Regions from separate parts of the Homo sapiens genome. Here region 1 is linked to region 2. A link is an interaction called in ENCODE POLR2A ChIA-PET data of the cell type or tissue named here. Cell type or tissue: Panc1. All regions are shown on one strand. Each heading gives the region's core, and the rest is flanking DNA. Links, peaks and the distances in the headings are about the cores only. Region 1 overlaps GTF2H1 (general transcription factor IIH subunit 1). Region 2 holds the start of SAA4 (serum amyloid A4, constitutive).

Evidence for each region. ChIA-PET counts read pairs that join two places held together with the same protein. Peaks named below come from ENCODE experiments on the same cell type or tissue, not always from the same donor. Only the 100,000 strongest peaks of a DNase experiment are listed, where the experiment ranks them.
Region 1: POLR2A ChIA-PET joins it to region 2 with 17 read pairs; 4 of 35 experiments call an interaction of 5 or more read pairs at or near these places.

Annotation. Positions count from the first base shown.
Region 1 is chr11:18,359,841-18,374,969 of GRCh38, forward strand. GTF2H1 (general transcription factor IIH subunit 1) reads left to right here. Exons shown (of 15, transcript NM_005316.4): 14 at 775-867; 15 at 5,943-7,205. The coding sequence ends at 6,029. Among named protein-coding and RNA genes, the nearest start is that of MIR3159, 20 kb to the right of the region's middle. In Panc1, for the core only: no CTCF peak of the experiment used is centred there; no DNase peak of the experiment used is centred there.
Region 2 is chr11:18,222,940-18,239,572 of GRCh38, forward strand. It overlaps SAA2-SAA4 (SAA2-SAA4 readthrough), which reads right to left. Exons shown (of 6, transcript NM_001199744.2): 4 at 12,897-12,991; 5 at 9,456-9,594; 6 at 8,416-8,725. The coding sequence ends at 8,563. SAA4 (serum amyloid A4, constitutive) reads right to left here and starts at 13,863. Exons shown (of 4, transcript NM_006512.4): 1 at 13,778-13,863; 2 at 12,897-12,991; 3 at 9,456-9,594; 4 at 8,416-8,725. The coding sequence starts at 12,987. The coding sequence ends at 8,563. It also overlaps a transcript of SAA2 not described here. RefSeq lists a silencer at 6,442-6,491. In Panc1, for the core only: no CTCF peak of the experiment used is centred there; no DNase peak of the experiment used is centred there; H3K27me3 peaks cover 961 bases.

The DNA.
Region 1 (15,129 bases), core at 1-8,000, 130 kb after region 2:
GCTGGGACTACAGGCATGAGCCACTAAACCGGGCACTTTGGGAGGCCAAGGCAGGCAGATCGCTTGAGCTCAGGAGTTTGAGACCAACTTGGGCAACATGGCAGAACTCCGTCTCTACAAAAATTATGAAAAGTAGCTCAGGTGATCACCTGAGCCTAGAGAGGTCAAAGCTGCAGTGAGCCATGATGTTGCCACTGCACTCCAGCCTGGGTGACAGAATGAGACCCTGTCTCTAAATGAATGAATAAATGAATGAGTGACTATTTAAATGAGTTGGGATTTTTTGTTGTTTTTGTTTTTTGAGATGGAGTCTCACTCTGTCGGCAGGCTGGAGTGCAGTGGTGTGATCTCAGTTCACTGCAGCCTCCACCTCCTGGGTTCAACCAATTTTCCTGCCTCAGCCTCCTGAGTAGCTGGGACTACAGGCGTGTGCCACCACGCCCAGCTAATTTTTGTATTTTTAGCGGAGACGGGGTTTCACCATGTTAGCCAGGATGGTCTCAATCTCTTGTCCTTGTGTTCCGCCCACCTCGGCCTCCCAAAGTGCTGGGATTACAGGCGTGAGCCACCACGTCTGGCCAAATGAGTATTTATGACTGAAAGATATTCACATTGAAGGGTTAACAATGTGATATAATTGGTATATTTTTATTTTATTTTTACATTTAAAAAAATTCTACAAGAAAAGTAACTTTCATATGTAGAAGATTGTTTTTCTGTTGGTCTCTACAGCTTGAGATTTCTCTGTAATTTATTGTTTCTCATCTTTTTTAGGTAGTGAAAATGAAAAGTAATTTGGAACGATTCCAAGTTACGAAGCTCTGTCCATTCCAAGAAAAGATTCGGAGACAGTATTTAAGCACAAATGTAAGGCAGCAATCTGATTTTTGCCTGATCTTCTTTCTCTTTGTAGTAAAATGATGAAATTGATTTTGCTTTCATGTAAATGAGTAGATACTTAATTTTCTTTTTTTTTTTTTTTTGAAACGGAGTCTCACTCTGTCGCCCAGGCTGGAGTACAGTGGCTCCATCTCAGCTCACTGCAACCTCTACCTCCTGGGTTCAAGCGATTCTCCTGCCTCAGCCTTCTGAGTAGCTGAGATTACAAGCGCATGCTGCCACGCCCAGCTAATTTTTGTATTTTAGTAGAGACGGGGTTTCACCATGTTGGCCAGGCTGGTCTCAAACTCGACCTCAGGTAATCAGCCCACCTTGGCCTCCCAAAGTGCTAGGATTACAGGCATGAGCCACTGCACCCGGCCAATACTTTATTTTCTGTTGCTCAAAGTACTGTTTTTTAATATTGAAATGTGTCATGCATTCAGAAGTATATAAAATACATACATATTTTTTAAATAATAAAATAACTGTCTGTTTACTCACCAATCAGGAAAATTAGTAGAATGTTGCCATAACCCATAGATATTCCCTGAGTGCCCCTGTCCAGTTGCATACCACTCTCTCTTCCCCTCCAGAGGTCATGACTAACCAAAGCATTTGTGATAACCATCTCCATGCTTTCCCTTAGAAAAGTTTTACAATCTGGCCGGGTGCGGTGGCTCATGCCTGTAATCCCAGCACATTGAGAGGCCAAGGCAGGCTGATCACTTGAGGTCAGGAGTTCCGAGACCAGTTCTGGCCAACATGGCGAAACCCTGTCTCTACTAAAAATACAAAAATTAGCCTGGCATGGTGGCGCATGCCTGTAGTCCCAGCTACTCGGGAGGCTGAGACAGGAGAATTGCTTGAACCTGGGAGACAGGGGTTGCGGTGAGCCGAGGTCATGCCACCGCACTCCAGCCTGGGTGACACAGTGAGACTCTGTCTCAAAAAGTTTTACAATCTATGTGTATGTTCTGAAAAATACATATTACTAATTTATTAATTTGGAAAAACTGAGTAGCAAGCACAAACCTAGCAGCGTAAGGAAAGATAGAATTGCCACTACTCATAGTAAGCAAAACTGTTCCTGGGTTCTATTTGGCATCAGCTTCCCTGATTGTTTACAGTGGGGAAAGTCAGTGGATGAGGTATTGAGAAGTGTCACTTTATGCCCAGCATTTTTAGCATTGTATTTAAAACAAGGTTAGAGCAACCACATCAGATCATTTGTATGTGCAGTTATACAAGCCCTCCCAGAGGTACCTTGGAAAGAATAGTACAGTCACGTGTTGCTTAACCACAGGGATGTGTTCTAAACAATTCATTGACAGACAGTTTTGTTGTATGAACCTCACAGAGTGTACTTAAAACCTAGCTATATAGCCTACTATACTTCTAGGCTATATGGTGTAGCCTGTTGCTCCTAGGCTACAAACCTGTACAGCATAGTACTGTACTAAATACTGTAAACAGTTTTAACACAATGGTATGTGTGTATCTAAACATAGAAAAGTTGCAGTAAAAATTCAGTATAAAAGATAAAAAGTGGTCCACCTGTAAAGGGCATTTACCATAAATAGAGCCTGCAGGACTGCAGGACTAGAAGTTGCTCTGGGTGACTCAGTGAGTGAATGTGAAGGCCTAGGACATTACTGTACACTACTGCAGAGTTTACTAACACTGTACACTTAGACTACATTAAATTTACAATATAGCTTTTTTTCTTCAATAATAAATTAGCCTTAGCTTACTATAACATTTTTACCTTATAAACTTTTAAATATTTTTAAAGTTTTTCATTCTTTGGAATAACACTTAACCTAAAACACCCATTGTATAGCTGTACAAAAGTATTTTCTTTGTATTCTTATTCTATAAGCCTTTCTCTCTCTCTTTCTCTCTCTCTCTCCCTCTCTCCGTATAGATATATATATTTTTTCTTTTTCTTTTTTTTTTTTTTTTTTTTGAGATGGAGTCTAGTTCTGTCGCCCAGGCTGGAGTGCAATGGCATGATCACAGCTCATTGCAACCTCTGCCTCCTGGGTTCAAGCGATTCTCCCGCCTCAGCCTCCCGAGTAGCTGGGATTACAGGCACCCACCACCACGCCCAGCTAATTTTTGTATTTTTAGTAGAGACCGGGTTTCACTGTGTCGGCCAGGTTGGTCTCGAACTCCTGACCTCGTGATCCACCCACCTCGGCCTCACAAAGTGCTGGGATTACAGGCGTGAGCCACCACGCCTGGTGCCTTTTTTCTATTTTTAATTTTTTTTTTCTTTTTAAACTTTTGTTAAAAACTAAGACACAAACACACATTAGCCTAGGCCTACACAGAGTCAGGATCATCACTATCACTGTCTTCCACCTCCACATCTTGTCCCACTGAAAAGTCTTCAGGGGCAGTAATGCACATGGAGCTGTCATCTCCTGTGAAACAATACCTTCTTCTGGAATACCTCCTGAAGGACCTGCGTACGGCTATTTTACAGTTAACTTTTTTATATATATAAGTAGGAGTACACCGTAAATAATGATTTTAAAATACAGTAAATAGATAAACCAGTAACATATTCATTATCATTATCAAGTATTAGGTCCTATACATAATTGTACATGCTATACTTTTATACAGCTGGCTACTTAATAGGTTCGTTTACACCAGCATCCCTACAAACGAGTGAATAATGTGCTGCTGTATGATGTTACGACATCACTAGATGATGGGAATTTCTCAGCTCTATTATAATCTGATGGGACCGCCATCATATATGCACATTATGTGGCACATGACTCTAGTTACAAATTTAAGATTCAGTATTCAATAAGTAGGATAAATAAAAGGGGAGTTTTACAATTGAAAGCTGAAAAATCATCAGCAAGATTTTTCATATTTATTTCCTAAATATTCTAAGTGGGTTTTCTTAAAATACAAAACAGCATTACTTATAATCAGATAGAAGCTTGGAGTGTCTTCTCACAGCAGGGCAAGGATGGCAGATAGGTTTCAGGTCATGTGCCTTCTCAATTGATTATAACTGCTTGGAGTGCTGTGTTGGAAAGGATGCTGAGGGCCAGGCGCGGTGGCTTACACCTGTAATCCCAGTACTTTGGGAGGCTGAGGCGGGTGGATCACCTGAGGTCAAGAGTTCGAGACCAGCCTGGCCAACACAGTGAAACCCCATCTCTACTAAAAATACAAAAAATTAGCCGGGCGTTGTGGCAAGTGCCCCTAATCCCAGCTACTCGGGAAGTTGAGACAGGAGAATTGCTTGAACCTGGGAGGCGGAGATTGCAGTGAGCTGAGATCGTGCCATTGCATCTAGCCTAGGCAACAAGAGTGAAACTCCATCTCAAAAAAAAAAGAAAAGGATGCTGAGGCCATGCATAGCCTTGCAGAAGGATATGGTGTTCATGTCTTCCAATTGATAATATAGATACTGCTGCCCATCAAACAGAATAAGTAATTTTTATAGTTTCCAGACAGAGCTAAATATTACTATCCCCCATAATGATAAACAGGTATGGCAGTAAGGGTAATTTTTTTAACTCTGTACCCCTCAGACCTAAACATTGACATGCCAAAGGAATTTAGGACTTCCTGATCTCCATCTCCATCCTCCCAGACTTGGCAAAACTTTACTTCTAAACACATAAACACTGTCCACCTCCAAGGAAACATATTCCAGAGACTTCTACCTCAAAAGTCAGTATAAGCCAGATGCGGTGGTATGCACATGTAGTCCCAGCTACTCAAGAGACTGAGGCAGGAGGATCACTTGAAATCAGGAGTTTGAGACTATAGTAAACTAAAATTGCACCTGTGAATAGCCACTGCACTCCAGCCTGGGCAACGTAGTGAGACCATGTCTCAAAAAAATAAAAAAGATTCCATATGATCCTGTTGACTTCTAGCTATGTCCATGATGAGGGCAAAATTCTTAATCTACTCAAAGATCTATAGTCCTGACCCAAGACATGACATAGCACATTGTGTGAAGCATTGAAACCATTTAGGTTTTCTGTAATCTGCTGAGTTGTATTGAACTCCTGAAATGCTGGAGTTGGAAAAACCCTAAAAATAGCAAACTGTTTCACAAAATTATGCAGAATTAACTGCAGGAGCTTTTGAAAATCAAAGATTCTTGGGTCTCATCCCAGGCCTGTTGAATCAGAATCTTCAGGAGAATAAGGCATTTTTCCAGTGTTCTGCCAAGATGTATATACGGGGCTGGGCACAGCAGCTCACGCCTGTAATCCCAGCACTTTGAGAGGCTGAGGCAGGAAGATTGCTTGAGCCCAGGAGTTCGAGACCAGCCTGGGCAGCATAGCAAGAGTCCATCTCCACTATTTAAAAAAGAAAAAAAAAAAAAACCTGGCCGGGCATGGTGGCTCAGGCCTGTAATCCCAGCACTTTGGGAGGCTGAGGTGGGTGAATCACTTGAGGCCAGGAGTTCAAGACCAGCCTGGCCAACATGGTGAAATCCCATCTCTACTAAAAATACAAAAATTAGCCAGGTGTGGTGGCTCATGGTTGTAATCCTAGCTACTCGGGAGTCTGAGACATGAGAACTGCTTGGACCTGTGAGGTGGAGGCTGCAGTGAGCCAAAATCACACCATAGCACTCCAGCCTGGGTGACAGAGCAAGACTCTGTCTCAAAAAATAAAATAAAATAAAATAAAGTTTATACTACCATCCTGGCCTTAGTTGGCTGACCAGTATTCAAATCTAGAAAATCACAGATATAGTTCAGACCCCTCGTTTGACAGAAGGAATTGAGGCCTGGAGCACAATTGTGACTTTCATATTGTCCTATTATTGGTTAATGACAGGACAGCCATTACAACCGCAGCCTTTTCACTGCCCCCTACTTTCTGTCTTTCCTTTCCACACAAAATGTGTCTGACAGCACCTTCTCAGAGGGCTTGCACATTACCTCATTGACTGGGGAAATACAGAGGAGCTCCGAAACTACACTCTGAAGTGTGTGCCAGATTTGGGTTGGAAGGATTAACTTCCCCTGCTTTTGCCCAGTTGTTAAGTGTCTTGCTGTGTTTTTCAGTTGGTAAGTCACATAGAAGAGATGCTCCAGACAGCCTACAACAAGCTCCACACATGGCAGTCACGGCGTCTGATGAAGAAAACGTGAGGTGGCCATGATGCTTACAGGTTTTGTGAGATTGAGAGAACTATGACCTGCAGCAACTCTGGAAACCTGGCCTGACAGACAAGCAGATGACCTCACAGGAGTGATAAGAAACATCTGCTCCACGCCAACTCCCAGAGCTGATGCTATTGTACTTGCACATTGGAGACTGAAAGGAAAGAAGGGACTAAATGCTGGGGAGGTAAATTAAGACAGAACCAAATGAGCTAAGTTGCAAATATATATATATACACACACACACATATATGTACATGTGTATGTACATATATATTTTAAAAGACTGTTTACTGCAGTTGCTCAGGAACTGCTTTTGATTCACATTAAGCTGCTTTCAGAAATTAAAAAAACACTTTTTAAAGGGTGCATTGATAAAATCTGAGGTTTTTTGGTTGTCGTTTTTTTCTGTGTACATTTTTTTCCTAAGTTTATGGCACAGGGTAGACCTTAAGTATTCCTCCTCCATCCTTCATTCTTCACCCTCCATTGGATCCTCAAGTTTTAATGAATTCCAATTATACCTTACATCAGCAAGTTAAAAAAAGTACTTTAAAATAAAGCAAAGGGAGACTGTTGCTCAACCATCAGGAAACAGTTGTCAGAAGACATCATTGGTTCTGTGTTTCCTACGGAAATAAGAAACGATAAATATTGCACTGAATGTTTGTGGTTTGGAGTCCCTGAATAATAAAGAGGGAATATATTTGCAGAAAGTCGCATAGGGTTTTTTAATGCAGAATTTTGTCAGAAGACAATGGCGCTGCATGTTTTTCTTTGAGTGCAAATGTACATTGCTAAGATTTTTTTAAGATGGCATGTGCTTTGAAAAGAAGATATTGCATTTTTAAGAGTTTAAAAATCTTATGAGTGAGAAATATTAAAAAAATCTTATTTTCACCTCTTTAGAAGAAATAAAAGATGTTTCTCCTATCTCCTTTTCTCTAGTATTTGACTGTTACTGTCCTTGGCGAATCGATAATCATTGCATAGTGACTGAAAAGCCTAAGTGCAAAAAAAAAAAAAAAAGATGTTCTTGTTTCTGAACTTCGTGCCATATTTTGTTCCTGATGGGATCAACTTAATGTTTAAGACTTTAGATGTCTTGTATTAAAAATTACACAAAAAAAGTAAAACTTTTTATACTTACCCTTTTAACTCTAACACATCTCTGGTTTCTCATTATGTGTGAATTTCCTTGGGTGGGCTGCCTGAGAACTGTTCATTTTATTTTAGGCCATGTTACAAACTGGTTATCCTTCATATAATGACTGCTAAGGTCAGAATCTAAGCCAGGCATGGTAGCACATGCCTGTAGTTCCAGCTACTTGGGAGGCTGAGGTAGGAGGATCACTTGAGCCCAGAAGTTCAAAAGTCCAGACTGAGCAACATAGTGAGACTCCATCTCTTTTTTTACAGAAAAAAAAAGAAAAATTTATGAAGACCTTGAACTGGTAAAGGGAAAGAAGCCACATCATTTTCTGCCTTCAGTCTTCCCATTTCTCTTTCAGATCAGTATATGTACTGGTATAATCCCTTAAAATTTACACTTTCACAAAGTACTTTCAAATGTGTTACTGCTACAGTGGGGCAAATAGAAAAATGATTGAAATAAAAAAAAGTGGCTATTGGGCAAGGCAGACATAAGAAATAGAATGTTCTGTTGAGTGCTGTGTTGAAAATTAAGTTGTAAGCTGGGCATGGTGAGTCATACCTGTAATCCAGCACTTTGGGAGGCCAAGGCAAGAGGATCACTTGAGCTCAGGAATTCAAGACCAGCCTGGGCAACATAGCAAAACCTCATCTCTACTAAAAGTAAAAAAAGTTAGCTGGGCGTGGTGGTATGTGCTTGTAGTTCCAGCTGCTCTGGAGGCCGAGGCGGGAGGATTGCATGAGCCCAGGAGATTGAGGCTGCAATGAGCTATGATCACACCACTGCACTACAGCCTGGACAGTAAGACAAAGCCCTGTCTCAAAAAAAAAAAAAAAAAAAAAAAAAATATATATATATATATATATATATATATATAAAGCCTGAAGGAAAGACTTCATTTAAAAGAGCGTTTTAGCTAAGTCTTGAAGGTTGAGTAGGATTTTGTGAGGTAGAGAAGAAAGTCATCTCTTCTAGACTGAGGGAAGAGCATGATGATGAGAAGGTTTGAAAGACTGAAATATGTTAGAAGAACAGGAAAGATGTGTTAGATTGGAGAGTTGGAAGTGACAAGTAAGGCTCAGAAAACCATGTTAATTCAGGTTGTGAATGGCCTTGTATGCTAAAGTAAAATACTCAGACCTTACCTACTAGGCATGGGAGACTTGAGAGAAAGTTTTAAGCAAGTTGCTTTTATGGGGGGGTTTTCTGGTGGTGGGGGGTTAGGCAGGGGTTAAATAACTTGGCAATTAGGACAGATTTAGAAGACTTTCTGAACAAACCACACAGGAAAGCGTCTACATTAAAATGAAGTCCTGGTAAATAGGAAGGGCCTGAGTAACAGCATTTCTACAGTGTATGTGACTAACTCACAGGGAGTGAAGGAATCAAGGGTGATTCACAGAGATAGCTGTGAATTTCATGTCTAGCTTGCACTTGAAATATTTGAGCCTTGGATACCTTTAGCAATGAACTTCAGCAGCTGTATAGGCCTTTTATGGCCCTTCACCTTCTTGCGGAAAATAATAGCACCACTGATGGTTGAGGGCTGCTGTAAACCAGCATTGTGCCAAACACTTTTTCTGCTGTATCTCCCTTCCCACAACTGAAGAAGCAAGTAGATACTACAAGATTTTGTACAGATTAGAAATGGTTTAGAGGTTAAGTAATTTACCCAAATTCACACAGCTAGTAAGTGTCAGAGCTAGGATTTACCCTAAGGCTTCTCTAGTCTGGAGAAGGGATGAGATGTCTGTGAAGTTGCAAGTTGTTATTCCGCAGCCCAGGCTTCCATTGCCTAGTTTTTCCTTTGACTCCTTTGTCATTCCTGCCTGACTCTATTCTGTGCTTTACTTGTGGCAAATCGCATCATGGGATTAGTCTGCCTAGTAGGCCCTGAGGGCTATAAAATGTAATAATGTAACAACAGCATGTCCTGCCTTAGGAGAATGAGTCTTTTCTGGAAAGAAAGTCAGTAGTGGCCTAGCGCAGTGGCTCACACCTGTAATCCCAGCACTTTGGGAGGCCGAGGCGGGTGGATCACCTGAGGTCAGGAATTCGAGACCAGCCTACCCAACATGGCGAAACCCCATCTCTACTAAAAATACAAAAAATTAGTCAGGCGTGGTGGCAGGCACCTGTAATCCCAACTACTCAAGAGGCTGAGGCAGGAGAATCGCTTGAACCTGGGAAGTGGAGGCTGTGTCGAGCCGAGATCAAGCCACTCTGCTCCAGCCTGGGCAACAAGAGCGAAACTCCATCTCAAAAAAAAAGTCAGTAGTGTTAGTCTGCTTTAGACATACTACAAAGTGGGTGAGGTACCTTGTAAAATCCACTTCAGGATGGAAAACAAAAGAATGTTTTAACATCTGTAACTAGAAAGGTAACCCCACTCATCGAGTCTGAAGAGTTTAATCCAGAAAGTGATTTCCTGTTGCATATACCATCTTTCTAGAGCTGACAGTGTCTGGAATGGAAAGCTGTGTGTTTCAAACTTAGGTTTGCTGTCTCCAGTGTCAAGACTTGCATGGGATTCCTTAGGATTACCTCTGCCCTTTCCCAATTTAGCTCCCTCAAGACTCAGCTGTTCTCCCAGTTCTTGAGGCCAGGGGAGTCTTAGTTATTTTCAGCTATTAAAATGTCCAGAACTGGAGTATTGCCTGGAACCTGGTTCAGGAGTGACCAGCCTGAGTTAGTAGTCCATCTCCTTGTTTGGGTGTATATTAAAGTCACAGAAGAGACTGGAAATCTTGTCATCTCGTGGCCACTACTGACTTTCTTTCCATCCTGGGTGGAGTTACATATGTGTGTGTGTGTGTGTGTGCATGCTATATATATGTGTGTGTGTGCAATACATATAGTGAAAACATAATTCGTGGGGTTTTTTTTTCCCTGAGTTTTGAATAGTGCTGAAGTATATAAAATAGAAAGTGTCTCTGTACCCTTACTTCCAAGTCTTTCCTGAGGTGATGGTCAGTGCATCTTCTTCTGGACATTTGTCTATGCCCTTAAATTCTTTTCTAACCTGCAACCTGAGATTTTTCTAACAAAGAGATACCTGTGCACCTGAACATGCCCTTTAAGATAATCCTTTTAGTTAGGCATGGTGGAATGCACCTGTAGTCAGGAGGTAGGCAGGAGAATCACTTGGGCCCAGGAGTTTGAGGTTGCAGTGAGCTATGATCATGCCACTGCACTCCAGCCTGGATGACAGCTAGACCCTGCCTCTTAATTTTTTTTTTTTTAATTTTTAAAAGTTAGAAAATGACCGGGCATGGTGGCTCACACCTGTGATCCCAGCACTTTGGGAGGCCAAGGTGGATGGATCCCTTGAGCCCAGGAGTTCAAAACCAGGCTGGGCAACATGGTGAAACCCCCTTTATACAAAAAAAAAAAAAAAAAAAAAAAAAATTAGCCTGGCATGGTGGCATGTGCCTGTGGTCCCAGCCACTCAGGAGACAGGAGATTGAGATGGGAAGATAGCTTGAGCCTGGGGGGTTCAGGCCGCAATGAGCTGTGTTCACGGCACTGCACTCCAGCCTGGGCAACAGAGCAAGACCCCGTCTCTAAATAAATGAATAAAAAGATAATCCTTAACAAAGGGGCTCATATCCTTAGAGAAGAATCCATTAGTGATCCTATTTCTGCCAAATTCTTGTAAATTTTGGTCCTACCCATTTGTATCTGTTTCTGACACATGGTTATTCTTTTCCTTTTTCTTTTGTCTTTTTTTTTTTTTTTGAGGTGGAGTCTTGCTCTGTCACCCAGGATGGAATGCAGTGGCACCATCTCGGCTCACTGCAACCTCTGCTTCCTGGGTTCAAGTGATTCTCGTGCTTCAGCCTCCCAAGTAGCTGGGATTACAGGCACCCGCCACCATGCCCGGCTAATTTTTGTATTTTTAGTGGAGACGGGGTTTTGCCATGTTGGCCAGGCTGGTCTTGAACTTCTGACCTCCTTCTGATCCGCCTGCTTCAGCCTCCCAAAGTGCTGGGATTACAGGCATGAGCCATCATGCCCGGCCACCTGGTTATTCTTGAGAACAGGTTATATACCTGTGCTGAATACACATCTTCAAGACTTCACATATATCAACCATATCCTTACTGCCCTTGAACATTTAGACCTACAGAATAAGGAATGGAGAGTAAGTCAAGTGTTCTGACAGCCCCTTCACAGGATTTATCCACATCCCTGCAGCAGTGGACACATAGTATAGCATGTGTCTGTTGGATGCTATACTTTGGTACTAGGCTGTTTGGGTTCAAATCTCACCTGTCTAAAACACTAGCTGTAAACCATTTGCTTAATCTGTGTCTTCATTTCTCCATCTACAAAATAGGTCTAGTAGTAGCATTTAACTGATAGGTTGTTGTGAGGATAGCTGAGATGTCTATAAGCCACTTAGAGCAGAGTCCAGCACACCACAAGTGCTATGCAAGTGTTTGCTGTAATGAATGTTGATAAGGCTTCCCCTGAGTCACGCAGTGAAAGACTGCAGCACCTTCTTGTTTTTATTGTTTAACCTTAGAAACCTAAATGGAGGAAAATTCCCTCAAAGAAAAGTAAAAGTGCTTTCTTCTGTGCCTTCATTTTCCCCACAAAACCTGTACGTATTTGATTTTCTTAGATCATCTTTACTAGATTGATTAGTAGACACTTTTTTGTGGTGACCTGCATTCTCCAAATTTTGAGCTCTTTTTTTTTTTCTTTTTGAGACAGGGTCTCAGACTGTCACCCAGGCTGTAGTGCAGCCACATGATCATAGCTCACTGCAGCCTCCAACTCCTGGGCTCAAGTGATCCTCCCAGCTCAGCCTCTCAAGTAGCTAGGACTACAAGCTCGCACCACCATGACTGGTTAATTTTTTGAATTTTTTTCATAGAGATGGGGTCTCACTATGTTGACCAGGCTGACCTTGAACTCCTGGGCTCAAGCAGTCCTCCCTCCTCAGCCTCTCAAAGTGCTGGGATTACAGGTACAAGCCACTGCACCCGGCTTAAAATTTTTTCTTTAAATAGAAGTTGGGATCAAACTTGAGTTAAAAGAAAAAGCCATTTAGAGTATGCTGAGTTAGCAGGAGAGCAACCTTAAAACTTGATTCAATAGGTGCGAAGGGTTTATCTTCAAAACAAAGTCACTAACAGGTTTCAGTTAGCATGTCCTAAATATGGTGGTTTGGCATTGTAACAGTTACATATCACAATTATAACTTAGATAAGAAGGAATTTCCTTAAAAAATACAACAGCGATCCATTTTCTTTGTCAGATGAATAAATTAAGAGAAGTCTAACTTATATGATGAAGCACTCAAGATGTAAGGTAAGCTGCCTGGGTTCAAATTCCAGCCCTGTCATTTACTAGCTGGCTAGCTGTGTGATTACTTATCTCTCCATGCTTCAGTTTTTCTTTCTCTTTCTTTCTTCTTTTTTTTTTTTTTTTTTTTTTTTAAGAGACTAGGTCTCACTCTGTGGCCCAGGTTGGAGTGCAGTGGCACAATCACAGCACTGCAGCCTCCACCTCCCGGACTCAAGCAATCCTCCCACCTCAGCCTCTGGAGTAGCTAGGACTACAGGCACATGCCACCATGCCTGGCTAATTTTTGTATTTTTTGTAGAGACAAGTTCTTGCCATGTTGCCCAGACTAGTCTTGGACTCCTGGGCTCAAGCAATCTGCGTGCCTCGGCCTCTCAAAGTGCTGGGATTACAGGCAGGAGCCACTGCACCCTCTTTCTTTCTCTGTCTCTTTCTTTCCCCCCGCCACCACCACCCCCCGACCCGACTTTAGTTTCTTAATTTGTAACATGAGCATAATAGTAGTACTTACAGATTTACCGTGAAGGTTAAATGAGCTAATATAGAATAGTGCCTGGCTCAAAATGACCGTTCAATAAATGTTCTTTCTTTTTTTTTCTGAGAATAAATGTTCTTTCTATCATTTATTACTATTACAGTCATATATCACTTAACAATGAGGATATGTTCTGATAAATGGATCGTTAGATGAGTTCATTACTGTATGAACATCACAGACTGTACTTATACTTATTCCTCCCGCCTCGGCCTCCCAACATGTTGTAGGCTATACCTCCTGGATGGTATAGCCTACAAAACATAGAGGCTATGTGGTACAGCCTATTGATTTGAAGCTATAAACCTGTACAGCATGTTACTATACAGAATAGTGTGAAGAAATAGTAACACAAGAGTATTTGTGTATCTAAACATAGGAAAGATACAGTAAAAGTATGGTACAGTATTATAACCTTACAGGACCACCCTTGTATATGCAGTCCATTGTTGACCAAAACATTATGAGGCTCATGACTCTATTATTATTACTTACCATTACCAGGCTTCAGTTCAAAGCTTATTGACTTAGGGCCAGGCGCAGTGGCTCACGCCTGTAATCCCAGCACTTTGGGAGGCTGAGGCTGGCGGATCACGAGGTCAGGAGACCGAGACCATCCTGGCTTACACAGTGAAACCCCGTCTCTACTAAAAAAAAAAATTAGCAGGGCATGGTGGCGGGCGCCTGTAGTCCCAGCTACTCGGGAGGCTGAGGCAGGAGAATGGCGTGAACCCAGGAGGTGGAGCTTGCAGTGAGCCGAGATTGCGCCACTGCACTCCAGCCTGGGTGACAGAGCGAGGGGAAAAAAAAAGCTTATTGACTTAGGCTGCCATATAACAACATTGGTAAAAAGCTGAGGTAGAGATCAAGGGAAAGAAACTCTTATTAGTTAGTTTACTACTATCTACTATCTATTAGATCTGTTTGCCAAATATTTGCCATGCTATATGACCATTCTTATTTCATCCTCAAGATTCATTCAATAATTATTAAGCTACTGTGCATCAGTATACAGCCTTCTACTTATAAAGTCTCAAATTGACTGGGTACAATGGCTCACACCTGTAATCAGCACTTTGGGAGGCCAAGGCAGGCGGATCACCTGAGGTCAGGAGTTCAGGACCAGCCTGGCCAACATGGTGAAACCCCATCTCTACTAAAAATACAAAAATTAGCTGGGCATGATGGCTCATGCCTGTAATCCTAGCTACTCAGGAGGCTGACGCAGGAGAATTGCTTGAACCCAGGAGGCAGACATTGCAGTGAACCGAGATCACACCACTGCAGTCCAGCCTGGGCAACAGAGTGAGACTCCATCTCAAAAATAAATAAACAAATAAATAAATAAATAAAAGTCTCAATTTATTGGTCAGGTGTGGTGGCTTTATGCCTGTAATCCCAGCTCTTTGGGAGGCCAAGGCATACGGATCACTTGAAACCAGGAGTTCGAGACCAACCTGGGCAATATGGGGAGACCCCTGTCTCTACAAAAAATAAAAATTAGCCAGGTGTGGTGGCACATGCCTGTAGTCCCAGCTTCTCCAGAGGCTGAGGTGGTAGGATCACTTGACCCGGGAAGTTGAGGCTGCAGTGAGCCATGATCATGCACTGTAAGGTGGACAACAGAGACCCTGTGTCAAAAGTAAAAATAGAAAGCCTCTGGTTATTAAAAAGCATTGTCCTGGCCAGGCACAGTGGCTCATGCCTGTAATTCCAGCACTTTGGGAGGCCAAGGCAGGTGGATCACTTGAGGTCAGGAGTTTGAGACCAGCCTGGCCAACATGGCAAAACCCTGTCTCTACTAAAAATACAAAAATAAGCTGGGCGTGGTGGTGCACACATGTAATCCCAGCTACTCGGGAGGCTGAGGCACGAGAATAGCTTGAATCCAGGAGGCGGAGGTTGCAGTGAGCTGTGATCGCACCACTGCACTCCAGCCTGGGTGACAAATAAACAAATCACTGTCCTAGATGATGGGCAAAATGCCCTCGTGAAGCTTACTTAAGAATAAACAGGCTTGGAGAGATGAAAAGCCCCTGCATCCAACTCGGGATTGGAGAGCTAAGATTCAAATTCAGCTCTTGAAT
Region 2 (16,633 bases), core at 7,909-15,908:
GTATATGTGTGGTGTGTGTGTGGTGTGTGTGTGTGAGGGGGTGTTGGGGGTGTGTGGTGTGTGTATGTGCTGTGTGTATGGAGTATATGGGGTGTGTGGGGGGTGTGTGTGTGTGAGTGGTGTATGTGTGTGGTATGTGTGTGTGGTCTGTGTATGTGTGTGTGTGGTGTGTGTGTCTGTGTGGTGTATGTATGTGGTGTGTGTGTGGTGTATTTGTGTATTGTGTGTGTGTGTTGTATATGTGTTGTGTTTGTGTACAGAATTGGCTTCAGCAACCAACCACTTCCTCATTCTCATCGCACCCTCTAGTCCATAGAAGGAGAGAGAAAGAGAGAGAGAAAGAAAAAGAGAGAGGGTTATAAACTCTAAACTATATTATAAATAAAATATTTGTTATTTGTCCTTGTCTGAACACTGGAATCCCAATCAGGACAGGAACAGTGTAGTTGGGTTTTTCACTATGGATATTCAGTACCTGCGAAGGTGCCCGTGACATAGGTCGGTTGAACGAGTCTTAGCTGAGTGGACATGTTCACTGATGGAAACTTGAAAAATACAAAATAAGTATAAGGATAAAAATAAAAAGCAATACTAATTTCATCAGCCAAGGCTGGGGGAGGGGTAAGGAGAACCACTGTAGAATCTTCATACTTGGTCTCTAATCTATTTTCTAAGTGTTTATAGATATATGAATACATAAACACCAAGTGATACAATATCTACCATTTTATAGTCCACGTTTTCATTTGGCAATTTAACATAAGCATGTTTTCATGTCATGCCCTTAGCTACCACAGAGTCAATGACAAAGCTGAAATTCAAATCTGGTCTGATAGGATTAAGTGTTGGGATTATTAACCAAATGCTATATAGCTGCAACCTAAACTTGGCAGCAGTATAGCATATATACAAATACATGTACAACATAATGTAATTCAATTACATCAACTAGCTTGATAATAACTCTTCCAGTGAAACATCAGCTGCATGAGAGCACTAGTCTTCTCTGCCTTATTCCCTACTGTATTCCCAGGGTCTAGAAGAGTTCCTGCCAATACTAGGAGTTCATTAAATACATGTTAAATAAATAAATAAATAAATGGATGAGTGAATTTCGCAAGCATCTTTACCAGAAAGGTAAATAGATTGAGGACTTTGTGTTAAAGAGAAGCATGGTACTATTTGGACAGTACTAAGTCCAACCCTAAACAGGAGTAAACAAAGATCACAGTGCATTGCACACTTGCCACAGGTCAGATCATGCAGGAACAAGGCCCATAGAGCCCAGCCTAGAGTTACTGTAAATTCCCTCAGCCATTTCACCAAAGGTACAAGTAGGTCATCGGCTAGAGTTTTTGCAAATATGTTTTAAACAATGTGGTTTGAAATAAAGCATACTGTTCTCTGAGAATGGACCTGGATTTTTTCCCATAATTAGAGATTGTAAAAAGTGAACCTAGTAAGTTAGAGGATTGCAAGATGGCTGCTTTTGACCCAAGTTTGGAAAACAAGCTGTTGAGTAATATTTTTTTTCCCTCTGACCACAGCTGAGACCAAAGAAGCTCCAAGTACCCCACATTGTAGAGAGAACATCCAAGAAGTAGAGCCAGATCTCATAAGCCCCCAAGGCTTATGAAGAGGTAGCAGTGTAGGCCTTCAGCAACCAACCACCTCCTCATCCCCATTGCACCCTCCAGTCCATATAAGGAGAAGACTGAGGAAAGGAATGGGGGAGAGAGCACGGTTGTCAGTCCGTGGGGAGTACAGTGTTTGTGGAGACTGGTGATTTCTTCATATAGATTTGGGATTCAGAGAGGAAAAGAAGAACACTGTGTAGAAGCTCTTTAGTTTAATTAGATCCCACCTGTCAATTTTTGTTTTTGTTGCAATTGTCTTTGGGGACTCTGCCAAAAATTCTTTGCCAAGGCCAATGTCAAGAAGGGTATTTCCTGGGTTTTCTTCTAGGAATTTTATTGTATGAGTCTTATATTTAAATCTTTACTTCTTTACTCCATCTTTTTTTTTTTTTTTTTTTTTTTTGAGACAGAGTCTCACTCCATCGCCCAGGCTGGAGTGCAGTAGCTTGATCTCGGCTTACTGCAACTTCTGCCTCCCAGGTACAAGCAATTCTTCTGCCTCAGCCTCTTGAGTGGCTGGGACTACAGGCATGCACCACCACACCCAGTTACCTTTTTGTATTTTCAGTAGAAACGGGTTTGGCCATGTTGCCCAGGCTGAACTCCTGAGCTCAAGAAATCTGCCCACCTTCTAAAGTGCTAGGATTACAGGCATGAACCACCACGCCTGACCTCTTTAATTCATCTTGTTAATTTTTGTATATGGTGAAAAGTAAGGGGCTAGTTTCAATCTTCTGCATATGGCTAGCCAGTTATTCCAGCACCATTTATTGAATAGGAAGTCTTTTCCCCATTGCTTGTTTTTGTCAGCCTTGTTGACGATCACATGGTTATAGGTGTGCAGCTTTATTTTTGAGTTTTCTAATCTGCTCCTTTGGTTTATGTGTTTGTTTTTGTACCAGTACCATGCTGTTTTGGTTACTGCAGCCTTATAGTATAGTTTGAAGTTGGGTAATGTGATGCCTCCAGCTTTTGTTCTTTTTGCCTAGGATTGTTTTGACTATTTTGGCTCTTTTTTTTTCTTCCATATGAATTTTAGAATAGCTTTTTCTAATTCTGCAAAGAATAACATTGGTAGTTTGAGAGGAATGCCATTGAATCTGTACATTGCTTTGGGCAGTATGGCCATATTAACAATATTGATTCTTCTAATCCATGAACATGGAATGTTTTTCCATTTATTTGTGTCGTCTCTCATTTCTTTCAGTAGTGTTTTGCAGTTCTCCTTGCAGAGACTGTTCACCTCCTTGGTTAGCTATATTCCCAGGTATTTCATTTTCTTTGAAACTATCAACAAAGTAAACAGACAATATACAGAATGGGAGAAAATATTCACGAACTATGCATCCAACAAAGATCTAATATCCAGAACCTATAAATAACTTAAACAAATCAACAAGCAAAAAACAAACAGGCAAAGGACATGAACAGATACTTCTCAAAAAAAGACATACAAGTGACCAACGAACATACCAAAAAAATGCTCCACATCACTAATCATCAGAGAAATGCAAATGAAAACCACAATGAGATACCATCTCACAGCAGCCAGAGGCAATTATTAAAAAGTCAGGCTAGGCGTGATGGCTCATGCCTATAATCCCAGCACTTTGAGAAGCCAAGGCTGGCAGATCACTTGAGCCCAGGAGTTCAAAACCAGCCTGGGCAACATAGCAAAATCCCATCTCTGGGAAAAAAAAATACAAAAAAGTAGCAAAGTGCAGTTGCATATGCTTATAGTCCCAGCTACTCAGGAGGCTGAGGTGGGAGGATCACCTGAGCCTGGGAGTTTGAGGCTGCAGTGAGCTGTGATTGCACCACTGCACTTCAGCTTGGATGACAGAGTGAGACCCTGTCTCAGTAAAAGTAAACAAATACATAAAATAAAATTAAAAAAAAGTCAAAAAGCAACAGATGCTGATGAGGCTGCAGAGAAAAGGGGACATTTATACACTGTTGGTGGGGAGGTAAATTAGTTCAGCCACTGTGGAAAGCAGTTTGGAGATTTCTCAAAGAACTCAAAACAGAGCTGCCATTAGACCGAGCAATCCCATTGCTAAGTGTATACCCAAAGGAAAATAGATCATTATGCCAAAAAGATATACATACTCATATGTTCATTGCCACACTATTCACAATAGTAAAGACATGGAATCAACCTAGGTGCCCATGAGTGGTGGGCTGGATAAAGAAAATGTGGTACATACATGCTATGGAATACTACACAGCCATAAAAAATAATGAAATTATGTCCTTTGTAGCAACATGGATGCAGCTGGAAGCCATAATCCTAAGTGAATTAACACAAGAACTGAAAACCAAATACCACATGTCCTCATGTATATGTGGGAGCTAAACATTGAGCACACATGGACATAAGCATGGGAACAATAGATACTGCAGACTACTAGGAGGTGGAGGGAGGGGAGAGTGGGTTGAAAAACTACCTTTTGGGTACCATGCTTACTACCTGGGTTCAATATATGTAGACCAACCTGTACATGTACCCACTGTCTCTAAAATAAAAGTTGAATTTTTAAAACATTAAAAATGAATAAATACAAAGAAAAGAAAAATGCCTTCCCAGCTGGGTGCATACTGAGCTGCAAAAACTGCCAGCTCATTCTGGTGCCCCCATCAAAGCAGAGGGGAGTGTGGTGAGTTCCTGAGAGAGCTCACCATGTGTGAACATTCTGGTGCCTGCTTCTCATCTGGGGATTTCTGAAGGATGGAGTAGCCCAGGCCAGCAGAGCTTGAAGAGGTATTGGTGGAATATGCCTAAAAAGAAGATGGGGTGACTTCTTACCCAACTCTGATCTCTGCACCCCTGGGCAGGAAGAGAAGAGATCCTCAGCCATTCTGGTGGGTCTATTGAGAAAACCACTGAGGTTAGGGAAAAAGCAGTGGCTGGGCCAGGTAAGGTAAACCTTACCCAGAGAGGGGGCTTGGAACAAGGACCACTTTCAGGACCAGTCGTAGATACAGCTGTTCTTCTCTGGGCAGTTCCACCCCCATATCTGAGGGAGCTGGATTTCACATCAGGAAGAACCCTGACCACCATCTCAGTAGAGACCTCCACATCAGTAGAGAATATATATCAGCATCAGTTAGAAGCACATCAAACCAGGGTGAGGCCAAAATGATTACCCCCTCCTTTACATCTCTCCCCTTTCCCAATCCTGAGGCTGAGAAGTGTGATAGAAAGACATCTCAGAACTAGACTATCCCCACCCTTCTCTAAGGTGCTGGTGCCAGAGGAGCAGGGAAAGAGTCTCTAACCGTCACCCCTCCCAGCACTCCCACTACAATCTAGCCAACAATAGCGGAGCAGGATGCTTTAAAACAGACATGATATTGGAGCTTGAAACGGGACTGCAGTGACCTTTAATAATCTAAATAATCGGCCAGCCGCGGTGGCTCACGCCTGTAATCCCAGCACTTTGGGAGGCCGAGGCAGTGGATCACGAGGTCAGGAGACTGAGACCATCCTGGCCCACATGGTGAAACCCCGTCTTTACTAAAAGTACAAAAATTAGCTGGGCGTGGTGGCAGGCGCCTGTAGTCCCAGCTACTTAGGAGGCTGAGGCACAAGAATCGCTAGAACCCAGGAGGCGGAGGTTGCAGTGAGCCGAGATTGTGCCACTGCACTCAAGCCTGGCAACAGGGCGAGACTTCATCTCAAAAAAAATAAAATAAATAAAATAAAATAAAATAAAATAAAATGGGGAGACTAGTTAGATGGCTACCGCAGTACCCCAGATGAGAAATGATGTAGCCAGGAGCATGAGGGTGTAAATGAGAGGAAGTCAATGGATTAGAGATGAACTTTGGAAGTTCACATCCAGCGGATTGAATGTGGGGGTAAAGTGAAGGGAAGCATCAACACATTCCCCTAACTGGTGTGAGGAACAGAGAGAATGGCCATGTCATTAACTGAAATGGAGAAACCTGGAGTGTGAAGAGTTCTGACGGGAAAACCCGAGTTCATTTTGGGACACGTTAAGTTTGAGATATCTGGAAGCCAGCTATGTAGATATGTCAAGTAGCCAGTTGGATGTACAAGCATGGAGCTCAGAAATGAGTTTTGCAGGGGGAGATATAATTTTAAAAGCCATCCACATATAAGTACTATTTAGACTTGTGAAAGAGAGCATAGAGAAATAAAGAATGGGGGCCCAGAGCCAAGTCTGAAGAACACAGAGTTTGGGGAGATAAAAAAAGTCCCAGCTAAGGAAATAAAGGAGAATTGAGGTAGAGGGTAATATTATGCTACTTAGAGCTGATGAAGGAAAGAGTAGTATTATGAAGCCAAGAGACCAAATATATCAGGAAGGAAGGGGAAGGCAACTGCGTTGAATGTTGCTCACAGAGCTACTGATATGAGAAAAGAGAGATGTTCATTGTTTTTGGCAGCATGGAGGTCAGTGGTGACAAAGGTATTTTGCTGAAGTTGTGGGGACAGAAACCAGGCTGGAGTGGGTTAACATATGATCAGAAGTGAAGAATCAGAAGGTGTGTAGATGGGCAATACTTTCAACAAGTTTGACTTATTAAGAGGAAGAAGACAATGTGCAAGAGTGAAGAGTAATGTGGGTTGAAGTGTAGGTTTTCAATGGGATAATCTAATTCAGAAAGCAACTACTGAGTGCCTGGACCCTGCTAGGCATTAAGCATGCAGTGATGAACAAGATATGGTGCCTGTTCTCAAACAAGTCAGACATTTCCCCAAGCATAAGGGCTCACCTGGCCATTTAAACCAAGTGCTGGAGATCCACGAAGAAGAAAGGGGTCTCCACTGCTGAACCTCTTGGCCTTGTTCAGTGTATCACAGGTTCTGAAGTCAGACAAACCAGCCTGCAGTCCTGGCTCTGCACCTGTTACATATGTGACCTTGGAGAAGGTCCTAAACACAAACCTCTCTAAACCTCAGTTTATCCAGCTGAGAACATCAAAGCCTTCTCTGCAGCTTAAATCAGATAAAGTATTTAAACTGTAGGGCACAGTCTTGCAATTGCAATTAAAAATGGCAGCTATTCTAATTACTATTTGCTGACTTCCCATACCCCAGCAAAATTTGGATTGCCACCAGTGTGTGCTTCTGTTGAGGCTCTTACTAAACTGTGTTGTCTATCTACATATCTCACTTCCCCTTTAGGACAGGAAGTAGAATTTTATTTGAACTAAAAGCCAACGAAATGCCGGCCAGGTGCAGTGGTTCAGGCCTACATTTTCAGACCCTTGGCCAGTTGAGCCCATGAGTTAGCCCAGCCCGGCCAACATGGTGAACCCCCTTTTTTATTAAAAACCCAAAAATTAGCCAGGTGTGGTGGCCCATGCCTGTAATCCCAGCTGCTCGGAAGGGTGAGGTGAAAAAATCCCCTGAACCCGGGAGGCGGAGGTTGAGTAACCCGAGATCACCCCATTGCACTCCAGCTTGTTTGACAAAGGGAGATTTTGTCAAAAAAAAAAAAAAAAAAAAAAAAAAAAAAGAGAATAAAGATAAGGAAAACCAACAGGAGAGTCATTCCTTAGGTAAAATGAGCGGGACAAATTAAAAATTGAGTCAGGGGAGGCACGGGTGTTGATAAGAGATAAATCAGAGTCGGCCAGGCAGAGGGGCTCAGGCCTGTAATCCCAGCACTTTGGGAGGCCAAGGCAGCAGATCATTTGAGGCCAGGAGTTTGACACCAGCCTGGCCAACATGGCGAAACCCCATCTCTACTAAAAACACAAAAATTAGCCGGGCATGGTGGTGCGCACCTGTGGTCCCAGCTACTCCAGAGGCTGAGGTGTGATAATTGCTTGAACCCAGGAGGCAGAGTTTGCAGTGAGCTGAGATCGTGCCACTGCACTCCAGCTTGGGCAACAGAGAAAGACTCTGTCTCAAAAAAAAAAAAAAAAAAAGAAAGAAAGAAAGAAACCAGAGTCCAAGATAGCAGTTTCTAGGATAGAACTCCTAGGATTAGGCTTCTCTAAGCAATGTACCTTGTTTTTATTGAGACAGGGTCTCACTCTGTCATACAAGCTGGAGTACAATGGAGTGATCATAGCTTACTACAGCCTTGACCTCCTGGGCTCAAGCAGTACTCTAGCCTCAGCCTCCCAAGTAGCTGGGAATACAGGCACATGCCATCATGTCTGGCTAATTTTTTTGGTTTTTAGTAAAGATGAGGTTTCACTATGTTGCCTAGCTGGTCTTGAACTCCTGGGCTCAAGCGATCCTCCTGCCTCAGCTTCCCAAAAGGCTAGGATTACAGGCATAAGCCACCACACTCAGCCCACAATGTACCTTCTCCATAAGGAAAGAGCTCACTGGGGGACAAGGCCTAGAGGCAGAGAGTGGACAGGATGCAATGAATTGGGCAGTACAAAGTCTGTATACAGAGAGGCCTGGAAACTGCAACAAAATAAACTGTGAGGCCCTGAAGAAGAAGTGGGAATTTGGGGGTAGAAGTCCAATCTGAGATACAGAGGAGACTGATGGAAGACTGCCCAGGGCTGTGCCAGAGCCATGACTCCAGCCACTCAGAAGCCCAGGATGATGGTCAGTGCTTTGCCGGCTTAGGCTTACTCAGGAGGGGAAGCTGGGGCCGAAAATGACCAGAGAAGCTTGGCTTGGGTCATGTGAGGAGCCTGCATAGTTACAGGCCAGCTGGGAGTCCTTGGTCCCCCTCAGTCACAGGCTCATCTGCCATGGTGCTGTTTATCTTCCATATGGCCTCAGATGACCATTCTTCCCAGAAAGTCTGCCTCAATGTTCCCAGTTTCCACCAACAAATTCAATTTGACAAACATTTATTGAACACCTCTAGGTGCCCTATACCAGTTCCTGGGGACACAAAGCTCAGTGACCCTGTGTCCCTGTCTGGGGGGAGAAGTGTGTGGCTCACAGCCCAGTTTCCCTGAGAGCAGAGGAGCAGGAAGCTCAGTATTTCTTAGGCAGGCCGTCAGGTCTGAAGCGGTCGGGGTCTTTGCCACTCCGGCCCCATTCCTCAGCTTTCTCGTTGGACTTCGAGTCCTCCAATACAGTGCTGCTGTTTCCAAATAAATAGCAGTCTATTAATCCCTGAAGATAGACCCTGGAACGGCTGCAACCCAAAGAAAGGAGACAGGAGATTAATCTCTTGACTCACCTGCTCACCTGAGACAGCTCCACCTGCTAACTCCCTCCTCTTCTCCCACCCAAGTAATGACTGAGAGGAGGCTGGAAAACTCAAGGAAAGGGGAAGAAAACTATCAATCTTCTTGGGCAAAGGCCTAAGTCTACTGATACTTGCGCTCTGCAACAGAGTGCTTTCCCTTTTTTTTTTTTTTTTTTTTTTTTGAGACAGGGTCTCATTCTGTTGCCCAGGCTGGAGTGCAGTGGCTCAATCATGGGTCACTGCAGCCTCGACCTCCTGGGTTCAAGGGATCTCCCACTTCAGCCTCCTGAGTAGCTGGGACTACGGTGCATGCCACCACGCCTGGCTAATTTCTTTTATTTTCTGTAGAGATAAGAGTCTTGCTATGTTGCCTAGGCTGCTCTTAAATCCCTGGGCCCAAGAGATCCTCCCACCTTGTCCTCCCAAAGAGTTGGAATTACAGGTGTGAGCCCCTGCACCCAGCCCCTGCAACAGTGTGCTTTCAAGACCTCTCCTCAGTTCTTACTTTCCCTTGTGGGTGAAAGGAGACATGTCTTCACCAGCCTTGCTCTGGCTCTGCCAGCCACCCAGACCCCAGGAGTATGTGGAGGAGGGGAAAGAGCCACAGGTTCTCCTGACTCTCAAGACAGATAGGCACTGCTGGCCTCTCACTGGAGTCCCCGGGAATCTGTGTTACCTGATGAGTTTAGCAGCCCAGACACCCCCAGGTCCTCTTTGGGCAGCATCATAGTTTCCCCGAGCATAGAGATATCTGTTTGAATTTTGGTGATTGGATATCATTATGTCCCAATAGGCTCTGCCCATGTCCCCAACCCCTGGAAAGAAAAAAAATGACAAAAATGAACCCAGTGACATACTGGAGAAATGTAGAAATGAACATTTTCCACTGATTTCCAGATTTTGGCCCTTGACAAAATAATCCTTTGAAATCATACGTGGAGATAAACATTACTTCCTGTGAACAGCTTCCCTGAGTAACTGTAAGGAAGGTGCTTTTCCATGGATTACATTGAATTGTATTGGTTGGCAGTTGTCATGCCCTGGGCTACATCTTACATGGGTCTGTGTGTGCTGTGTACAAAGAGGGGACGCTCATGTGAGGAATGCTTTTCCATGGATTACATTGAATTGAATTGGTTGGCAGTTGTCATGCCCTGGGCTACATCTTACATGGGTCTGTGTGTACTGTGTACAAAGAGGGGATGCTCATGTGAGGAATGTCACAATGGAGAATAGTACTACAGATGTAAGATCCAGGGACATTACAAGGGACTTGGTGAGAAGAGGAGGGGGCTGCACATCTACCATAGCCCATAAGAAAAATACATCCTTACCAGCTGAGTGAGGACAACTAGGACTTGAATAAATCTGACTGCTATGGGCATAAATGGCACAAGAAAGCCGAGGGAATGGGCAGTACGTGATGAGGTGGAATGACCTGAGAGAGCTTCATAGGACCTGGATAATCAGACTTATCATGAAGGGCATGAATGTAAATGTTTAACTCTCTGCCCTGACAATTAAGTGTCAGTTTCCACATTCTTCAGTTGGGGGGAATCATACCTACCTCCCTGGTGGACTAAATGAGAAGATAAAATGAGGTAACATACATAAAATGCCTAGCATATTGGAATACTTGATGCAAATTGGATTCCTGTTCCTATTAGTGAAGGGCAGTAGTGACAATAAGATACCACTATACACCCAACAGAATGATAAAAATTTTTAAAACTGACAATATAAATTGTGGGCAAAAATGTGGAACAACTGGAACTCTCATAATTGTTTTGGGTTTTGTTTTTTGTTTTGTTTAGTCACAGTCTCCCTCTGTCACCCAGGCTGGAGTGCAGTGGTGTGATCATGGTTTTCTGCAGCCTTGATCTCCTGGGCTCAAGTGATCATCCCACCTCAGTCTCCTGAGTAGCTGGGACTACAGGCACCTAATAACACACCCAGCTAATTTTTTTTTTTTTTTTGGTAGAGATGGGGTCTCACTTTGTTGCTCGGGCTGGTCTCAAACTCCTGGCCTCAAGTGATCCTCCTGCCTTAGCCTCCCAAAGTGCTGGGATTACGAGTGTGAGTCATCATGCCCAGCTCTCGTAATTGTTCATGGAAGTGTAAATTGGTACAATTTTGGGAAGCTGTTTGCTGGTATCTACGAAAGCTAAATTGACATGACTATACCTTATGACTCTACATTTCCATTCCTGAGTGTATACCCACAACAGAAACGAGGGCTTATGTACACTAAAGTACATGTACACCAATGTTTATTACAGGTTTAGCCATGATAGCATAAAACTTTAAAAAGCCTAATTATCCAATAATGTAGGATAAATTGTGATATCAGTATACAATGGAATACTATGTAGCAATGAAAAAGAACAAAATATTAATACACATGACAAATGCTGTCATGTATATTAGTATGTCGTAATGTTGAGTGAAACAAAGCCGGATACAAAAGACATATTCTGTATGATTTCTTTTATTCAAAGATCAAACACAGGGACACTAATCAACAATGATAGAGGTAAGAATAGGAGTTACCTTTCGTGAGGGTTGTTAACTGGAAGAGGGCATGAGAGACCCATCCGGGGTGTGTGAAATGTTTGACATCTTGATCTGATGGTGTAATATGGATGTTTGTATGTGTAAAAACCTCATCAAGCTATACTGTGTACTATATGTAAGTTATATATCATTTTAAAGTTTTTAAAAAGATTAGTGGAAAAATAGATGTTTGAAACAGGTCTAAGCCAGGAAGAGCTATAGAAAATGTCTATCAGTGCCTGTGTTGTTCAATCAATAAATATTTTTGAGTTCTGCTGTGGTTTACGTGTTACCAAGTTCTTTAAACCAACTCACTTGGAAAAAAGAAAAGCTGTGATAAATAGTTTTAATTGTTACTTAGGTACTGTGTTCTAAGGGATATTTCTCACTAACTTCATGTATTATTTTGTGTCTGTAATTTTGTCAAATAGTTTATCTCTGGCATGGCATGACTGTCCTTTCTCTGATGCATGCTTTATGTTCATTCTATGTTTTCCAGATCTACTAGCAAGAGTTTTCTCCAAGCATCTGACAGATTCTGTCACTGGGTGACAGAAAAACCCAAGACAGTTGTTCTCATTGGCATTGTGCTTAAAGTAACCTGGGGAGTTTTTCAAATGCTATTCCTAGTCCCACTTCACTTCTAAGATTCTGACTCAGTAACTATGAGAAGAGGCTTCAGAGTGTACTTTTAAAACAAACACCGGCCGATTTAAATGCTGGTGGACCATACAACAAATTCTGAAATACACTGACCTAAGGGAAAAGATATTCTCTACTATGTGCAGAAAAACTTAGTACATGCTACCAAAACTTTTTAAAAACTATTTATAGAATATCATTTTTAAAAGCACAAAATGCAGAAAAAATGAAAATTTATAAAATTTCAATTGAAAAATTACAAAAAATTCAACTACAAAATTAATAACAACACATGAAGTTCAAAGTATTGCATAACCTGACAAACATAGTTTTCCCATTTTAACAGCTAGTCAATAAGATTCGTTTCCCATCCAGAATGGCAGAAGTCAGTTTCCCAGCCGTATCTCAGCCCTCCTGTGGCTAATCAGTAGAAATTTGCTCTTTTTATTTATGGATAGAAGTTAGGGCTTAATTTTCATAAGCTCTGCATCCCAAGCATTGGCCATTTGCTTGGGTACAGGATGGGATTTCTCTACTCTCTGCTAGGCATGTCTCAGTCTTGGAGTATAATTGTGAACTCAGTATATTCCCTGAGGTGGATGAGCTAAATAAACATCATGCCCTGAGAAATCTGCCATCTGTAAATTTCCGCAGTGGGAGATAACCCCCTGGAAGTTTTTATCCTTCTGCACTCTACACCAAGAGTACAGGCTGGGCCCAAAGCATCTTTAACCTCTCGTCTGGAAACCCCAAGGGAGGGTGATAAATCAGACCAGCCTAGAGGAAGAAACAGATACAGAAAACCACACTCCTGCTCTGACCTCTGTGTGGCTTCTCTAAGGAGCACTCACATCCAGTGAGTATGTGGCCCCTGCTCAGAATGAATCCTGGGTATGTGCCCTCCATCCTCCAGAGTTCTTACCTTGGAGAGCCTCCTTGAAAAACGAACGCCAGCTTTCACTGGTGACTCCCATGACCAAGGAGCAGAAAACAATGCCTGTGAAAAGCCTCATTGTGCTGAAGAGAAAGAAAGACAGGGGCAGAGGATCATAAAAAAAAACACAGATCTATGTTTTGAGGACTGAATTTCTTTCCTTTTTTTCTTTCTTTTTTTCCTTTTCTTTCTTTCTCCTTCCTTTCTTTCTTTCCTCCCTTTCTTTCTTTCTTTTTTTTTTCCTATTGCCCAGGCTAAAGTGCAATGATATGATTAAGGCTTACTGCAGCCTCGACCTTCTGGGCTCAAGTGATCCTCCCACCTCAGCCTCCTGAGTATTAAGGACTACAAACGTGCACCATCACACTCAGCTAATTTTTTTTTTTTTTTTTTTGGTAGAGACAAGGTCTTGGTATGTATGTTCGGCCCAGGCTAGTCTCGAACTCCTGGCCTCAAGCAATCTTCCTACCTCAACCTCCCAAAGGATTACAGGCATGAGCCACTGTGCCAGCCAAAGGACTGAATTTGAAAGACTAATTCCCCATTTCCATTTGTTTGTATGAGAATCATAACTGCATGAAAGATTGAAACGGGTTTTAAGAAGAAGCATAAACCCTTAATTCTCAGCCCAGATCTCTAGAAAGAATAAGAGGATTCCAACGTGTTATTTGGTCTGTGGTCAATTTGTCACCCAATACAGCAGACTAAAGTCAATCAAGAAGCATTTCCTGAGTTCCTACTCTCCTCAGCACTGACCCCGTAATGAGGTAGAAAACACAGTTTCTCTCCAATTGAAATTTGACAATTATGTGAGAAAAGGATCTCAAAAGAGTCAAATAAGAGAAATTACTCCTTGGAAGAAACCTCACCTGTGGACCTTTCTCCAGATGAAATTTCAGTAAAGGCAGAGCTGCTGGTATCTTCTGGCCGTGGAGCTATAGTTGGTACCTCTGCTGGCTTTGGCATTAATGGGAGAACGGTTTTAAATCCAACAACCTGCCTTGCCAAAGTCCTTTTTGCTCAATTCTTTGGGTATTTTAAAAATTAACATATTGGGTAATAGTGTTTCCTTATCTAGAAGTAGTTTTCCAAATTGGGTCATCAAGGTATTTATTTTCTGGCAGTTTTTCTTAATTGCCACTTTTCCCTCTTTTTAGTTTCCTGTATCACAGAAGAGTTGTATTTGCAAAATCCAGTGTGGGAAGACAGAGGTCTTTCTCCACTTTCTTCTCTTTGTGTCTTTCCATTCTTAACTGTTTAGTAGGAGGTCTTCCCAAAAAATTGCACATAGATATTATGCTGTAGGAAGTGATCAATATTATTAGCAAAAGAGATGTTTGCTTGTCTCTTGTGACTTCTCTCTAAAGAATGTAAGGACACAGAACAAGCAAGACTTGACTGTACCATTCATGGGATGAGGTAATGATTCTGGGAGAATACAAGGACAGGAATAACACCAGAAGATCAAGGGTGAAGGCCTTTGAGGCATAAAAACTCTTTTTTCATATAAATATGTATTATTCTGCACTTTCTTTTAAACTTACTATTTATTGGAAGTCTTTCCATGTCGGGCTTGTTGCTTTTTTTTTTTTTTTTTTTACAGCTACACAGTATTCCATTGCATGGATGGACCATAATTTATACAATATTAATGGCTGTTTTGACAGTTATTAACCTTTTGATATTACAAATAATGGTGCATTTATTAACCTTGTACATATGTCTCTTGCACATGTACAAATATATCTCTAGGATAAATTCCTACAGAAGAAACTCCATGGTGAAAAAGTATCAGATTTTATAAATTTTTTGTTTGTTTGTTTGAGACAGAGTCTCACTCTGTCCCCCAGGCTGGAGTGCAGTGGCATGATCTCAGCTCACTGCAACCTCCACCTCCGGGGTTCAAGAGATTCCCCTGCCTCGGCCTCTTGAGTAGCTGGGATTATAGGCACATGCCACCACATCAGGCTAATTTTTCTATTTTTAAGAGAGACGGGATTTCGCCATGTTGGCCAGGCTAGTCTCGACCCACTTACCTCAAATGATCTGCCCACCTCGGCTTCCCAAAGTGCTAGGATTACAGGCATGAGCCAACGTCCCTGGCCCTAGATTTTATAAATTTTTATATGTTGCAAATTGCCTTCCATGAGGGCTGTATCAATCTCTACTCCCACCAGAAATGAGTGAAAGAACTTGGTTCCACATTGTCTCTCACACAGTATACTCTCAAACTTTTTGGTCTTTGAAATTGTGAGTAAAATAAAACTCAAAGTAATTTTAATTTACATTTCTCTTATTATGATTTTGGTTTCACATCTTTCCACATGTTTAAGAGCTATTTCTATTTTCTAGGAATTGTGAATTCATACCTTCATATCAAAGTAGTCATTTTTTACTGGTTTATTGTGTTTTTATTTATCACATTAGAGAAACTTTTTATATACAGGGAAAATGAGTATGTTATCTAGGATATGAGTTACAAATATTTTTCCCAGCTTATTTATCTTCTGATTATGATGGCTTATGTTCTGCCAAAGAAATTATTTATGTTCTTGTCTTTATTAATATTTTCTTTAGTTGTCTTCTCAATTTCATAGTATTTGAAGAGCTTTCCCTACTTTGTTTTTTTGTGGTTTTCTTAAACTCAAATGTTTTTATTTCATTCCTTTTTAAAAATTTTTTGTGGGTACATAGTAGGTGTATATAATTATGGGGTACATGAGATATTTTGGTACAGCCATGCAATGCGCAATAATCACATCATGGAAAATTGGGTATCCATCCCCTCAAGCATTTATCCTTTGTGTTACAAATAATCCAATTATACTCTTTTGGTTATTTTACAATGTACAGCTAAATTATTACTGACTATAGTCCCCCGTTGTGCTATCAAATACTAGCTCTTATTCATTCTAAGTATTTTTTTGGTACTCATTAACCATCCTCACCTCCCCTCACTCCCCCCCTCCCCACTACCCTTCCCAGCCTCTGGTAACCATCCTTCTATTCTCTATCTCCATGAATTCAATTGTTTTGATTTTTAGATCCCACAAATAAGTGAGAACATGTGATGTTTGTCTTTCTGTTCCTGAATGATTTCACTTAGCATAATGACCTCCAGTTCCATCCTTGTTGTTGCAGCTTTCCCTACTTTGGGCTATAAAAGAATTTTCCATGGATTCACCAGATAATGTTAATATTATTATTATCATTTTCCTTATTTGTTTATAAATATTTAGCATATTTGGAATTTGTCCTACCGTAATATATACAGTATGTTTTCAACATGATGTTATTTTAGATGGTCACCCAGTTGTACCAATCCCATTTGTTGAATAGTCCGTCTTTTACTTAATACGTTAACATACAACCTTTATCACATACAAAATTCTCATATGCACTTATGTCTAATTCTGAGGATTTGGTTCCACTGATCAGGTTTTTTCTATATATAAGTCAGTACTACACTGTTGTACTTATTGAGGCTTTCTTCAATGTATTAATTGCCCTCATTACTTTTTTTTCAGAAGTAGTTGGAGTTCATTTTCTATTATTTCTTCTAACTGCTAGTTTTTGTATCCACACCTTCTTGTCTGTGGTGTTTTGATTGATGTCTGGGGTGTCCAGGAGTCCTATCATACCATCTCCCATTCTCTCTTATCACTGCTCCATTTAGTTCTCCAGACCTTCTCCTGCAACCACCTTCACGAGATAGTCAATGACTC